Linked DNA regions of Homo sapiens: region 1 is linked to region 2. Evidence: chromatin loops called from intact Hi-C (ENCODE). Cell type or tissue: IMR-90. All regions are shown on one strand. Links, peaks and the distances in the headings refer to the core of each region. The heading gives the core; the rest is flanking DNA.

Region 1 (8,263 bases), core at 2,193-7,192, 600 kb before region 2:
GGCTGGAGTGCAGTGGCACGATCTCGGCTCACTGTGAACTCTGCCTCCTGGGTTCACACCATTCTCCTGCCTCAGCCTCCCGAGTAGCTGGGACTACAGGCACCCGCCACCACACCCAGCTAGTTTTTTGTATTTTTAGTAGAGACGGGGTTTCACCATGTTAGCCAGGATGGTCTCGATCTTCTGACCTTGTGATCCACCTGCCTCAGCCTCCCAAAGTGCTGGGATTACAGGCGTGAGCCACTGCACCCAGCCCCGTTATTTTTTATAAACACCATTCAATCTCTGCTCCTCGGTCTATTCTCAATTATACTGACAGTCCAGCTTTGTATCTGGCAATAGGTTCAGAAGGGTTTTATTAGGTTTATATATTAATATTTGATCTATCTCTTCAGTCCAGACTGTATTTGTATAGGTTATCCTTAAGCAAAAGTATCAATCCTATTACCTTCATATAACAAAAGGAAATTGATTGCTTTTTACTTAAAACAAAACAAAACATTTCTTGGCTTGTTGTGGATTGAGCAGGCTCTCAGCTTCTTGCTTCTTCTTGACACCTTTGCCCAATATGTGATGATCCAACTGCCTCAAAGTGTGACCCAAAGGGAGAACTCAGAGGTTGGTGCTCTGATGGAAGCTTACATATGCATTTATAGTCCCTGACCTTGGCAACTGTAATAGTTTCCTTAATTGGGTCTGCTTTCAGTAACTGGAAGGCAGTCATTCATTTTTTCTTTTTTTTTTTAACTTTTATTTTAAGTTCAGTGGTACACGTGCAGGTTTGTTACATAGGTAAACATGTGTCATGGAGGTGTGTTGTACAGGTTATTTCATCACCCAGGTATTAAGCCTGGTATCCATTAGTTATTTTTCCTGATCCTCTCCTTCCTCCTCAACTCCACCCTCCAATAGGCCCTAGTGTGTGTTGCTCCCTTCTATGTGTCCATGTGTTCTCATCATTTAGCTCCCACTTATAAGTGAGAACATGCAGTACTTGGTTTTCTGGTCCTGTGTGAGTTTGCTAAGGATGATGGGCTCAAGCTCCATCCATGTCCCTGCAAAGACATGATCTCATTCTTTGTATGGCTGCATAGTATTCCATGATGTATATGTATCATATTTTCTTCATCCAGCCTATTCACAATAGCAAAGACATGGAATCAACCTAACACTGCATCAATGATAGACTGAAAGGCAGCATTTTAAAATGGCCCTTTGGCTATTTGTCAATCTGTGTGTGATATAATTACTCTTCTAATTGTTGGCAAGCAAGATAGAAATGCGCAAGTCTGTAAATTCATCATGTCACACTTTCCTATGTGTACATGAATGTTTGTAGCAAGTGTTTGAAACAAACTTTTTGGATTGCAACAAAGGTTGCTGGATTGTTGCCATTTTATTTTTTGCCCCTAGTCCTCCCTCTCACACTCCTCAGTTATTCTTTTAAACTATCGCTTATGTGATCTTTTGAAAACTTTAATGTAATCATGTTTTCCTCTGTTTTAAGCCTCTCACCATCCCACCTTCCTACAGGATAATAGACAAGCATATATGAAAGTTTATGATCAGTCACTACCTATGTATATACTATTTCTCAACATTGGTTGGTATCCTAACAGGTAAAGGACCAAAAATATCCAAGGTATTAGAGTATATTCATTTTCCCCTTTTGGTTCATATTTTACAGCATCCTTTGTCATGCTGTCAAATTCTATGAGCCAGGTGCAATATTTCAATCCCTCCTTCAATTCCTGCTGCAAATTTAGACCTAAGAGTAGGAAATGGGGAAGAGTATTTACTTTTGAAGTTTCAAAAGTGAAAGAAAGTTTGGTATAAACCAAGAAGTGATCAGTATGAAATTTCAAAGGACAAAAATGAAACCCTAGCAGCAGAATTTGGATAATATAACTCTATAATTTGTATTGAATTGTGCAGTATTTTCAGTGTAATGCAACACAATATCTCTTCTCACTGTGAGAAATAAAGAACTGTACTTAATAATGAGGAAGTAAATAAGGAAGTAATACTTGAACTTGCCAGATCCTTCTTAAATGCTCATGTAAACTGAGAAGATATTTGGAAGAGTCTATGAAAAGATAAAAACGCAAAATATTTTGAGATAGGGCACTGGGTTGTTTCAACAGCTTGTCTCATAAACAAGAGAATTTGTAAATAGCTGCTGCTATGGAGTTAACCTGGGTATATTGATTTTCTAAAAGACTTAAGCAACCTATGAAATTATAAACTTTTTTGAAAATGAGTAAGATGAAATAGCTTTAATAGTATACATGGGTTAACATGAATATTTCAGAATCTTCTTTGGAATTGTATCTTTGCTCCAAATGGGAAGGGGCAAAAAATACCATTTTAGAGCAAAACTGTCTCTTGGGTGGCTTGCCCATGTCCAGGTGTTTGCTGTGAAGAGACACAGTAGTTGGAATCCTCAGCCTACACCGTCACTCCCTGCAACTCTCACCACCTGGTTCACCATGGCTCACTCTAGGGGCCCTGAGTACACATGCTGAGTCAGGCAATGATGAAGCCACGAGGCCAGAAAAAGATTCTGACTATCTGGGAAATTACAGAGCCATTCATTTCTCCAGCACAATGTTTACCCATGTGTTGAGATTTCTTGGAAATAAAAAAAAAGACAATTGATGAAGGACTTGTCACTGGGCTTAGCCTTGCCGCTATGCTAAATTTAAACTCTCTTTGTCTTATAGTAGAGAAGTTTCCTTTGAAATATCGTTCATCTGTATGAATATCACATAATAGTGTTTATTTTTGCTTACTTTTTTCCATACGAGTAATACACAGACACAGCAAAATGAATTCCCAGATTGACCAATAAGAAGTGAGGCAGAAAGAAAGTCTTCCTTTATTAACTTCTGTACTCCTACTTCTCTCCTTGGAGGTAAGTATTATTAATAGATTGAATTTCATTTGTTCTAGAAATTTCTATATGTGTCTACATACACATACGCGTTTTTTGTGTTTTGTGTGTGTGTGTGTGTGTGTGTGTGTGTGTGTGTGTGTGTGTGTGTGTGGTGTTTTTTTTTTTTTTTTTTTGAGACAGAGTCTCACTCTGTCGCCCAGGCTGGAGTGCAGTGGCGCGATCTTGGCTCACTGCAATCTTTGCCTCCCAGGTTCATGCCATTCTCACCTCAGCCTCCCGAGTAGCTGAGACTACAGGCGCCCGCCACCACGCCTGGCTAATTTTTTATATTTTTTAGTAGAGACAGGGTTTCACCGTGTTAGCCAGGATGGTCTCGATCTCCTGACCTTGTGATCCACCCGCCTCGGCCTCCCAAAGTGCTGGGATTACAGGCATGAGCCACCACATCTGGCCACATACACGATTTTAAAACATACACACAAAAATTGAATCAAACTAAAACTTATTCCGTGATTTCATGTTTCACCTGAGGGTCATGGAGATTTTTTCCATAGGTGTATATGGAGTTCTGTCTCATTTATGTTAATGTCAGCACAGTATTCCATGAAAAGGAAATGTTCCGTAATTTATTTAGTTACACCTATGCTGCCCCACCCTCTGTCTCAGTTGATGGACTTTTACTTATATGTAGGCTTTTCTTATCATAAACATTGTGGCAAGGAATATTACTGTAAAGAGATCTGTGACATATATAAGAATATCTTTTGGGGATAGGATTGAAAAGGTAAACTTGCTGGATCAAAGCATATGTCCATTTAAAGTCATGACAGATCCTGTCAAATTGCCTTCAAAAGTCCTTCACTTGTTTACATTCCCATCAACAGCTAGTGCTCCCTTCTTACATACCTTCAGCAACATTTGAAATTAACACTCTTTCTATTTTTGCTAATCTGATGGATAAAAGATGATATTTCATTTTAATTCAAATTCCTTTCACAGTGAAGCAGTTGAATTTTTTAAATCGATACATAATATTTTACACATTTATGGGCTACTTTAAACAATGTTTATTGCTCCTTTAGGTTCTTTTGAATTTGCCTTCTAACTTTTGGTGTCTTGCATTATATGACAGTGTGCATGTTTTATGAAATCAAATCTGTTACACTTTTTACACATGACTTCTGTGCTTTGTTTCTCCAGTTCTTAAATGCCATTCACTATGACAACAACGAGAGAATAAAATGAAAGAGAAAGAGGGGGTTATTAAGCAGAAGGAATTGCTCCACGCTCACTGAAGGCCAGTGGCTTTCCAAAGAGCTGGGGAGATGCATTTTTCCATGGGGCCTTAACAGCCACTTGTATCTGTCACAGAGCAGGCCCAAGCCAGAGCATCTAGTTACACCCATTCAAATGCATCCCACATAACCTCATTAATATCTATTCTATTTTATCCCACTAGGGGGTAATGTTGGGCTAAAGACCATTCCTGGTGACTAAATTTGAAGCCAGCGTTCAACATGTTCTGATTGAAGTTTTATTTCTGTGGTCAAAACTAAAAGGATCCATTCCTCCCTTAATGCTAGAGACACTTAGGAAAAAAAAAAGAGAGAAGAGCTTTGAATTCAAGTGTAACTGAAATGATATTATCAAGAAGAGCTTGACAAAAGCTTCTGCTCCAGACAGCACTCAGCAGAGACAATGGATTATTCTATTACAGACACAGGAAGCCACGGACAAAAAGAGGAAAAGATTCAATGGAAGAGAGATGATGTCCTTCATGATGCAAACATCACCTAACATTAAATATTTCCACAGGATTTTATTTCTGCTTAAAATCTAATTTCCTCTTGGGTTCATGGCCTTAAGCTGGCAAAATCCCCTCCTAAAACACTGCCAACGTCATATTCCTGCAGTGCCAGTGTCTCATGGGTCACAGAGCCCTCCTCCATGGCCTGCCTAACTGGCACTCTTCCATCAGAGCGCCAGCCTGTGGGAACAGGTGACTCCCCAGTGGCCTCACTCACAAAGCTCATGGAGAAACACAATGGGTGGAGGCCATTTTTTTTTTCTCTGCCCCCTCTACAATCACGTACAAAAGCACCTTCTAGGATCACCCTTCAAACTTCCAAAGATCTCCCCCTCTCCAAGGGCACTCAGTGTCATGGTACACTTTTAATTTTCTCTGCAAAGGAGGCAAACTCAATTCCTCTTTTAACAGCTCCCTTAAAAATATTAAAGATCTGAATAAAGAAACTTAAAGGTCAAAATGATCCAAATTAAATGAGACAATTGTTTAAGGATTCAAGGGTGTTACTTTTTTTTCTTCTTTTCTTTTCTTTTTTTTTTTTGAGACAGAGCCTTGCTCTGCTGCCAGGCTGGAGTGCAGTGACATGATCTCAGCTCACTGCAATCTCCACCTCCCGGGTTCAATTAGTTCTCCTGCCTCAGCCTCCAGAGTAGCTGAGACTATAGGTGCGTGCCACCATGCCTGGCTAATTGTTTTTATTATTATTATTTTTAGTAGAGACTGGGTTTCACCGTGTTAGCCATGATGGTCTTGGTCTCCTGACCTCGTGATCCGCCCGCCTCGGCCTCCCAGAGTGCTGGGATTACAGGCATGAGCCACCGCACCCAGCCAAGGGCATTACTTTTAAAACAATACAGCCTGGACCTTGTCAGAAAGATGGAAGCAGGGTGGGCCTTCCAGTATTCCACTAAGAAGCTCACAGACAACACCACCAGCACACAAAGTAGGATAATTTTCTTTCCTAGATTTGGTGAGACAAAGAGGAAGAGAGAGAGAGAGAGAGAACTGTACACATGTGGGAGAAAGACATAAAGAGCTCACTAAGTAAAAGAGCTAGGCTGAATTTCAAGAACATCCAGAGTAAAGGAGGCCAGCCCCCTTAGAGATTTTCACATTCTGTTTCTTTTCTTTTCCTTTTTTTTAAGAGATGGGGTCGTGCTATGTTGTTCAGGATGGTCTTGAACTCTCAGTCTCCCAGGTAGCTTGGATTATAGGTGTGAGCCACAGCACCCAGCTACGCATTCCATATCTTTTTTTTTTTTTTTTTTAGACGGAGTTCCACTCTTGTTGCCCAGGCTGGAGTGTAGTGTCATGATTTTGGCTCACTGCGACCTCTGCCTCCCGGGTTCAGGCAATTCTTCTGCCTCAGTTTCCGAGTATCTGAGTTTACAGGTGTCCCCCACCACATTTTTTAGCAGAGATGGGGTTTCACCATGTTAGCCAGGCTGGTCTTGAACTCCTGACCTCAAGTGATCCACCTGCCTTGGCCTCCCAAATTGCTGAGATTACAGGCGTAAGCCACCGTGCCCAGCCTACACATTCTATTTCTGACTGTCACCTTTAGCTCTGACTGACCCCAAGGTATTGAGAGGAGCAACAGGGCCAAGCTACCTGAACCAGGCGTCAGCAGGTAACACAGTCACTTGTCTACACTTCCATGGATATTTTCTACGGTTTTCCTTCCCCATCTACAGACGGACAGTTTGGAAATGGGAAGACATACTATGCCCAGTTTAAAGTCTGTAATTTGAGAGCCTGGGGATGGGGTAGAAAGGGAAGAGTAGCAAAAGAGTCAGCAAAGCGGAGCACAGATCACTGGAGCCCTCTCCTGGGAATAAATGTTCCCTCCCCACACACATCTCTGTCCTTCCTAAATGGACTCCCATCTCTATCTTTTTCCCTCCCTCCTCACTAACTGCAGCTGCCAATTTGAAAGTCTTGTGAGTCAAAAAAAACAAGCCTGGAGATTTCTGTGAGCTCTCTGATTCCCAAGAAGAGGAAAGGAAGAAAATTAGTAAAATGGCTTAGTGAAGCTAAGCCTGTGGGCAGACTACCCTGAGTTACCTGTTCTTCACTCTGCCTGTATTTTTCAATATCTATTTATAATACTGCCTGAAATGCCACTAGGCAGAGCAATTTGGGTTTAGTACTGTCCTCAGACGTGGGCAGTTGGTGTCCTGCCTTGGGCCTCAGGCTTTAGTGGGCTCTGCCTTGTCCAGCCACTCTGACTATGCTGCCCCCACCACGCACTGCTCTGGAAGGACCAAGGAGACTGATGTCAGGGGGACTGTGCCAGTCACCTTGTCCAGACCACACTCTGGTAACCAGAATCCCATTACCCTGCCCAAACAGCTCTGAGTCCCTCCTAGGACCTGCCCAGTCTTCTCCTCATGCTCGTGAGAGCAGAGCCATGTACCTAGGCATGGCACCCTGGGCAGAAGGGTGCCTAGGAGTTCCCTGTTGGGAGGATTGTTTACAGACCCTCTATATATAAGCTGGGGTGTCACATCCACATGCACAACGCCATCCACAGTGAGATAAAAAATGGTGGGGGGTGGGCCTAGGGCCTCCATGTGTACTCTTCCCCGACCCAAACATGCTTTGGGTAGGCCAGCTTGGGTTAGCAATATTTCTTTTAAAAGGGACTACAATACTAACTCATTAGTATGAAATCAGTTTACAAACTCACCATTGGACTCTACCACTATACAAAATGTCAGCAAAAAAAGTCAAACTCTGTAAAATATTTGAAGAGGTTTATTCTGAGCCAAATATGAGTGAGCAATACCCATGACACAGCCCTCAGGAGTCCTGAGAACATGCGCCCAAGGGGGTCAGGCTACAGGTTGGTTTTATGTAATTTAGGAAGATATAAGCTATCAGTCAATACATGTTAAGATGTGTATTGGTTCAGTCTGGAAAGGTGGAACAACTGGAAGTGGTGGGTAGGAGGGTGCTTTCGGGTCATGGGTGGGTTCAAAGATTTTGCGATTGGCATTTGGTTATTATCTAAAGACTTGGAACCAATAAAAATGAACGTCCAGGTTGAGGTAAGGGATTGTGGAGACCAGGCTTTTATCATTCAGGTGAAGACTCCAGGTAGCAAGGCTTCAGGGAGAAAAGAATGTAAATGTTTCTTATCAGACTTAATTAATCTGTTCCATCAGTAATTCTGAAAGGGAGGAGGTATAATCAGGCATGTCCAACACCACCTTCCCATCAAGGCCTGAACTCGTTTTTCAGGTTAACTTTGGAATGCCCTTGGTTGAGATAAGGGATCCATTCAGATGGTTGGGGGACCTGGAATTTTATTTTTCATTTACAATAAGCAGGATCAAGAAGAGGTGGAGAAGACACTGAGTTATATGCCTGGGTCCTGTACCAATGCTGTGCACAACCAGATATCTAATCAATGACTCTAGCCTTGGGCTGACACCCTGAATGACGTTACTATTCACCTCATGACAAGCAGCCCAATCGCAAGCCTAATGCCGAAGACAGGCATGTCTGACAAGTTTCTTGTGTAAGCCAAGTCCTGGCTTGTGTGTTTTGTTGGTAAG
Region 2 (8,263 bases), core at 1,607-6,606:
TTTTTCTGGGATAAATATCCAGGAGTACAACTGCTTGGTCATATGGTAGTTGCATGTTTAGTTTTTAAAGAAACTGCCTATTTTCAACAGGGGCTGTATTATTTTACTTGTCTACCAGCAATGTACAAATGGTCCATTTCTCTAAATCTTTGCCAGTATTTGGTGGTGTCACTGTTTTTTATTTTAGCCATTCTGCTAAGTGTATAGTGATGTCTCATTGCGGCCTTAATTTGCATTTCCCTGGTGGCTAATGATGTTGAACATCTTTTTGTGTGCTTATGTGCCATCTGTATGTCATCTTCAGTGAAATGTCTGTTCAAGTCTTTTGCCCATATTCTAATTGGAATGTTTTCTTACTGCTGTGTTTTGAGAATTCTTTATATAGTCTAGATAGAAATCCTTGTTAGATATATGGTTTGCAAATATTTTCTCCCAACATGTGATTGTTCTTTCGTTCTCTTAAGAGAATCTGTCACAGAACAAAAGATTTTTCACAGAACAAAACTTACCAAATTTTCCTTGACTCGTTATGCTTTTGGTGTTGACTTTAAGAATTCTTTCCTAGCTCTAGCTCCCAAAGATTTTCTCTTACTTTTTTTCCTAAAATCTTTATAGTTTTACATTTTACATTTAAGTTTGTGATCCGTTTTGAGATACTTTCTGTATAAGGTGTGAGGTTTAGGTAAAGGTGGGTATTTTTGGTTTGGTTTTGTTTTATGTTTGTTTTGCCAATGAATGTTTAGTTGCTCTGGCCATTTGTTGAAAAGTCTGTCCTTCCTCCGTGAAATTGCTTTTGCAACTGTCAAAAATAAATTGAACATATTTGTATTAGGTGGATCTATCTCTGGGTTCTCTATTCTGTTTCATTGATCTAGTGTTTGTCTCTTCACTAGTACCCCACAGTCTTGATTACCATAACTATATACAGTAGTAAGTCTTGAAATCAGGTACACTGATGCCTTCTACTTTATTCTTTTTTTCAAAATTGCTTCCATTATATCAGTCTCTTTGCATTTTCACATACATTTTAGAATATTTGTCTTCATCTACAAATCTATTGCTGGGATTTTGGTAAGAACTGTTTTAAACTTGTGTATCAAGTTAAGGAAAAGTCACATCTTACTATGTTGTCTTCCAATCCATTAATGCAGTATGCCTCTCCATTTATTTAGATCTTCTTTGGTTTTTTTCATCAGAATTTTTTAGTTTTCAGCACATAAGTCCTGTATTTGTTTTGTTAGAGTTATACCTAAATATTTCATCTTTCAGTAAGTGTAAATGGTACTCTATTCTCAACTTTGGTGCTCACATATTTATTGCTAGGACATAGAAATATAAATTATATTTTGTATGCTAATCTTGTATCCTGTTATCTTGCTGGACTCACTAGTTTTAGGAGGTCCTTTTTTTTTAAAGATCTCTTGAGATTTTCCATTTACACAATCATGTCATTCATAAACAGGAACCAATCCTTTTTCATCTGTATACCTTTATTTTTATGTATTTTTTTGAGATGGCGTCTTGCTCTGTTGCCCAGGCTGGAGTGCAGTGGCACAATCTGGGCTGACTACAACTGCCGCCTCTTGGGTTAAAGCGATTCTCATGCCTCAGCCTCCTGAGTACCTGGGATTACAAGCGTGTGCCACCACATGTGGCTAATTTTTGTATTTTAGTAGAGACAGGATTTCACCATGTTGGCTAGGCTGGTCTCGAACTCCTAACCCCGAGTGATCCACTCACCTCGGCCTCTCAAAGTGCTGGGATTACAGGCGTAAGCCACCACACCTGGCCCATCTGTATACTTTTAATTTTATTTTCCTGCCTTATTGCCCTGGCTAGCACTTCCAACACTTTGTTGAATAACAGGAGTGAGAACAGACATCCTTGCTTTGTTCGTGGTATCAGGGAGAAAGCATTCAGTCTTTCAACAATAACTATTTTAATGATAGACTTTTTTTAGATGCTCTTCATCAATTTGAGGAAGTTTCTCTCCATTTCTAAAAATTAAGAATTTGAAGAGTAAAGAAGTTCGAATATTATAAATCTTATAGTTTATTATTTTTTACCTTAAGAAATTATAGAGCTTCTGTTCTTGCTAGTTAGTTATGTCTTCAGGACTTATGCAAAACAGGGTAACCCAGAGTGATAGACATCCTTTTTATTGATGTTTCATGATTTTAAATTTCATTCTCTTTTTTCTTTGCGTACTTGACTTTGCTTTTCTTTTTCTGACTTTTTTCTTTTAAAAAGTGCATCAGTAGACAATACTTCTGTGTTGTAATTGGTCAGTGGAAGACTTTTAATTCATACTTTAAAATAATGTATGCTTACAGGGAATATATATTTCAAAGAGCTATCTGAAAATTAGTTTCAATTGGAATTCAAACTAATCTTTATTTGATTTGTACTTGCCTCATTTTCACTTTAAATTTTTAATTACTTTTTAAATTTTTTGAATTTTTGAATTTTGAAATACTTTTCAGTTTTAATTTGAATGTGCAACTTTACTTTCTTCTGTAAAATTTAATATTGCCAGACCAACTCACTTGGATGTCTACTTTTATGAAATAATGCCAGCTTTTCCATTCTTCCTATACACATATAATTAGGTCTTTCAGTATTTTAGTCTTTTCAATATCCTAGTGTCCCTAAGGAAGGGAGTGATTGAAGTTTACCACTTCCTATGACGTTAATGCTGAACTTAAACATCTTCAAGGCAAGGTGTGAACACAGAACAAATATATCTTCAAGTTATGAGCAACAGCAACAACAAAAAAACTAATTCACACAGATTTACTCTATTGTAACCTACCACGTCACCCAGCAATATAAAATTGTTTTTGTCATTATATATACTTCTGTATCATCATTTAGACTCTAAGCACCATGAAGGCAGGTATCATTTCTTTTTCATTTACCTCATGTACATGAGGCACTCAATGAATATTTGTCGAATGACTAATTTCTGATGACTGTGTGGTATTCCGTTGTTTGGACACACCATTGTTTAGTTAAGCAGTCCCTTTCTTTTGGACATTTAGGCTGTTCCTAGTTTTTGCAATAATAAACATGTAACTAATCTTTCCAGCCCCTCCCACTTTGATGAGTCTTCTAATTTTAAATTGTGTCTACATTCGGCTTTTGGACATCTATATTTTTTGATCATTTATCGTGCTTTGTCATTTTAATTTCTCTACTCTCTGGTTGGTTGGATATTTATGTCAAGCTGCTTAACAAATGAGCATATGGCATTGCTTTACTGCTTTACTACAGTGTTGGGAAGTCAGAATAGTGTTAGATGATGAGCCCTTTAGAAGAATTTAGAAAGAAGTTGACTAGAAAAGATGTAAAAGTTGTGAAATATATAAGGCCAATTTAGGAGATCACAGAAAGATGGTTCCACATTGTGGAGCATCTGTAATGTTGCTCCTGCAGCGATTGGCTTTGCCCATACCACTGAAAGAAGCCTCATCCCATTCTCAAGTGCTTTCAGAACAGCTGAAAGTGTAATGGGATCCACACCGCATTCCTATCAGAAGGTCCAAAGAATCTCAGCACCATCATTTATATACCTTTGCTGAGTATCTGTTATGGTCCAGAAAGGTTCTCTATTGGGGACTGTGGAGAGGCACCTAGGTACCCAAAACACAGTGCTTGTCCTCAAGTAATGAAGGAATTTACACTGGGGATGGGGAAGTAAGACTGAAGCCCTATGGCATTATGGTCAGAGCTCATGCTCCAGAAATGGACACACTTGGATTGGAATCAGGCTTTTTCTTGGTTGTATGACTTTGAGCAAGTAATCTAATTTCCATAAAGCTCAGTTTATTCATCTAGAAAATGGAAATAATAGTGTCAAAGGTTATTTTGAAGAATACATGGAAAAATGCATTTAAGACTCTTAGAAAAAAGTTTGGCATGAGGTAGGTGTATATTTTTTCTTGAAAAAGAAAAACGGGCACAAAAGACAGTGTGGTATCATGTCAGAGATAACATAGGATTTGCGGTAACAGAGACTACTTAATGGCTAGTGAGAGTGAGGAGGATGTTATGGAAAAATGTAGAAAATCACTTGCATCTTAAAGAACAGTTAGGATTGCAGGTGGCTGAGGGAAAAGTAAGGAAGATATTCCAGAGGAAGAAACGGCATATGCATAGGCAAGGGGAAGAATGCAGGCTGTGTTCATGGACTGTAGGGAGACAAGATGGCAAGGGTGAAGGCGGACTGAGATGCGTGCGTGCCCCTGATGAGCTAATCATTTGACTCCTTAAATATTTGACATTTTCTAGTGGAAGAGTAAAGGAAAGAATGGTTTTCTATTAATAAAATAGGTATACCCAAATAGTTCTTTCTTTATTTTCAAAATAAGATGTCTGTTATATGCTGGGAATGCAACATGACATTTTAACCTATTTGGACTTGTCTTTCATTTTTTAAAAAGCACTCATAATTGGATATGATTAGTCATACGCACCACGGATAGAGGTCATTTCCGTGGATACCGGCACTTGATCTCTTTGCTCAGGGTATATTGTGTGCTTTTATGGGAATGGCTCTTGTTTACATTTTACCAATGAGTAAGGAGTTTGAGGGTAGAAACCTGAGTTAACCGGCGCTGTATTTCTAATTGATTAGTGGTGTTTCAGTGCCCCCTATGGGATGGTGCCAGGGCAGTTGTCTCATTGGATATCTGCATAATTAGACTCAGGATGAAGGAGAGGAATAGAACCTAGACCTCAAGAGGTGGTTAGGGCCAGATCCTGGGGAAACTTGACTGGCTGGGTAAAAAGGTACAGATTTTAAATTATTAAGCAAAGCGGTCTATAGAAAGGCTGTTAAACAAATGCCCAAGATGGAACTTAGGAACATTTTATTTGGTGGTGAAGTTCATGAGACAATGAAGACAGGAAGCTGATGTGGTGGTCACTTTAGAAATACAAGTGTGAAGTCCTAAGTGCTGGCCTTGGACAGGAGTAAAGTGAATGGGAGGAAACTGAGAACTGTAGGCAAGAGGAAGAAAGAACTGATGAACTGGACGACTGATTGCATACAGGAGGCTGGGAAGAGGGAGCATGCTGAGACAACAGAGATCTTGAGTCTCGTTGACCTTCCAGGTATGTCTGTCACCTACAGCCTATAACACTCATAATTTATGTCCTCTGACACATAAAATATAACAGGTTATTTTCTACCTCGTAGAAACCAAACCAAAGCTTAAATTTCACAAGCAAAACTTGTTTTTCACTCTATACAACATTAATTCTTTTATCTTCTTTTTCTCATTGAATAGCTCCAAAATAAAATTTTTTGGGTTGCCAAACTTATAAGAATTCCCTGTTTTTCAAAACTTTCTATTTTAAGACCCCTTCCTTGCAATAAAATATGGCTGATTGAAGAGGCATTACATAATAGGTAATTGCCTAAAACATCTGTAGACTTTTTTTTTTTTTGAGATTTAGATCACTTCTGTAATGTATGATAAAAATGAACTTAGACTTACTAATTTGGAACTTTTAATAATTTAGGCAGGAAGAAATTTCCATTGTAATTCTCCATAAAAAAGTTTTTCCTCCCTTTTCACCTTTTTTCAGTGGTGGAATGTTTAAAGTGGATTAAATATGAGAATGAATCATTAATTGCATTTTAGAAAAGTGCTTAGTATACTAAAAACACCTGTCCTCTGCATATACAGAAACTGCAGTGCACAAACAGGCAGAGAGGTTAGATGTATTTAGCCAAACCTGAAGCAATAGTAAAAATCATTAAGGCCATTAGTTCACCTGAACCACTCCTCAACCTCCCATAAAAACAAGAAAACGGCCGGGCGCGGTGGCTCACGCCTGTAATCCCAGCACTTTGGGAGGCCGAGGCGGGTGGATCATGAGGTCAGGAGATCGAGACCATCCTGGCTAACAAGGTGAAACCCCGTCTCTACTAAAAATACAAAAAATTAGCCGGGCGCGGTGGCGGGCGCCTGTAGTCCCAGCTACTCGGGAGGCTGAGGCAGGAGAATGGCGTGAACCCGGGAAGCGGAGCTTGCAGTGAGCCGAGATTGCGCCACTGCAGTCCGCAGTCCGGCCTGGGCGACAGAGGGAGACTCCGTCTCAAAAAAAAAAAAACAAAACAAGAAAACCTTGAGTAAAACCAATCAATGTCTTTTCTCTGTTTGGTAAAGTCATCAAAGTAAAGTTTTTTGGGTCTGTTTGTCATATATATATATATATATATGCACACTTTATATATATAACAAAATATATATTTGTCAGATATGTATAAATATATATGACATATATGTCATATATATAAATATATATGACATATGTGTATATATATATATATACACACACACTTTTTTTTTTTTTTCGAGACAGAGTCTAGCCCTGTCGCCCAGGCTAGAGTGCAAGCAGTGCAATCTTGGATCACTGCTACCTCCGCCTCCTGGGTTCAAGCAATTCTCCTGCCTCAGCCTCCCAAGTTAACCAGGATTACAGGCACTTGCCACCATGCCCAGCTACTTTTTGAATAGAGACGGGGTTTCACCATGTTGGCCAGGCTGGTCTTGAACTCCTGACCTCAAGTGATCTGCCTGCCTCGGCCTCCCAAGGTGCTGGGATTACAGGCTTGAGCCACTGCGGCTGGCCTCATGTATATTGTTTAATGGGATCATTATGTCATTCATTTCCCTTAATTCAAGTTAGAAATAGCTTGATATTTTTATCAAATGCACCCCGTTTCAAAATATTTTGGCATTTTTTTTGTTTTCACTGATCTTAAAGGATTTTTCCTAACATGAGCAGACCTTATGAAACTGTTGTAAGTATATGAACATACTCAACAAAATAAGTTCAAGTAGACATCTTAAAAACGTATTACTGGGCAACACTTATTGACTTATTTCTAGTTAGCAATGCACTTAAATAGTATTTCTTTAAATAAAACTTCTTGGTTCTAATTTTTAAATTGTTTAAACTGATCTACCCCGATGAAAAGAAGGAATTAAAAAGCAAATATGACTATACCAACAAATATACATATAGTTACATATTCACTTTCAATGAACGCTGACATTTAAAAAACACCATACGGCACAAACATAAATATGTGTGTGTGTATAGGTGTGCTTAACAGTGGTACAAATTTCCAGTCACCCCAGTCAAAACATCTGATTTAAATTTGTTCCTTCTGCTGAATGCCAGATATGCAGGTTAGGATCAAGTGAAATGAGCCCATTTCAATAAAGTCTAGAACTAACCAGTGCCCTCATATTTGTGGTACACATTAATTTTTTTAAGTGAAGCATAGTAGAGAATCAAGAATGACGTTTTTCTTTGTTCCTTCACTTTATGTTGTAGATTTGATGGTACTCTCATACATGTAAGGGTAAAATTACCTCTTTGCAATGGAAAACAAAATTTTTTGGATGTGGAAGCACCCAATAAAAGCAATGCCTATTTCCACACAGTCTAAGTTGAAAACAATTTCTCTGGATAACCAAAGTTGCTTAATTTTCTATACCATCCAGCCATTTGCTAAACCAGTGGTAAGCCCAGTCCTAGAATGTCTAATTAATGATATTATGAGAAGATACATTCTATCCCAAATGAGTTTAGCTTGAACTGATAAAATTCCTGTGAATCTAAGTACCTTCCCAGATTCTTATGAATCTAGGCAAGCATCTCAGATGTCAGCTCCTTAAGGACAGGGATTTTTGTCTCTTTATTCACTTCTGTATCTTTGACTCCTAGAATAGTTCCTGGTGCACAGCAGGTACTCTTTATGTATTTGTTGAATTAAATCAATGCAATTAAATCTTGTGCCTGGATTGCTCAGAATAGTTTCCTTGACTTAGGGAGAATTTAGTGAAGTGATGTTTAAAATATTATTATAGCATGTTACAGTTGAATGGAAGAACCAACTAATGTAATGATTCTTAAACATTGGTCAGCATGGTTAATGGAGGACAAAAAAAATTATAGGAAAAGATCTCTTGCTAAGAATAAGATTGCCCACAGACAAAGGCTGAGAGAGTGCATTCTCCACTGGACTGTAGTACAGACTAGGGAAAGTGGGTCAGGATCGGGAACATCTGTGAATGGGAGGGCAGCGGGAAAGCTTGTCCTATAGAAAATTAAAAAACAAAAAACAGAGACACTTCCTGTGCAGCACAAGGCCTGTGGGAGCCTGGGGCTTGTTGGTTCGTAAATTTGACCACTCTCTGCCTTCCTGGCAATTCCCATTTAGTAAACCAAAATTCTAGGGACC

Evidence for each region. A loop is a pair of places that touch in the nucleus more often than their neighbours do. Peaks named below come from ENCODE experiments on the same cell type or tissue, not always from the same donor. Only the 100,000 strongest peaks of a DNase experiment are listed, where the experiment ranks them.
Region 1: it touches region 2 in a loop (6-fold over the local background); 5 of 110 quality-filtered maps call a loop at or near these places.

Annotation. Positions count from the first base shown.
Region 1 is chr4:140,606,307-140,614,569 of GRCh38, reverse strand. No RefSeq gene overlaps it. Among named protein-coding and RNA genes, the nearest start is that of UCP1, 41 kb to the right of the region's middle. In IMR-90, for the core only: a CTCF peak has its summit at 4,363 (motif pointing right); no DNase peak of the experiment used is centred there.
Region 2 is chr4:140,009,200-140,017,462 of GRCh38, reverse strand. All of the region lies in intron 1 of MAML3 (mastermind like transcriptional coactivator 3), which reads left to right. It overlaps LOC124900783 (a long non-coding RNA gene), which reads right to left and starts at 5,828. Exons shown (of 3, transcript XR_007058278.1): 1 at 1-5,828. In IMR-90, for the core only: a CTCF peak has its summit at 4,644 (motif pointing left); a DNase peak (open chromatin) is centred at 4,562.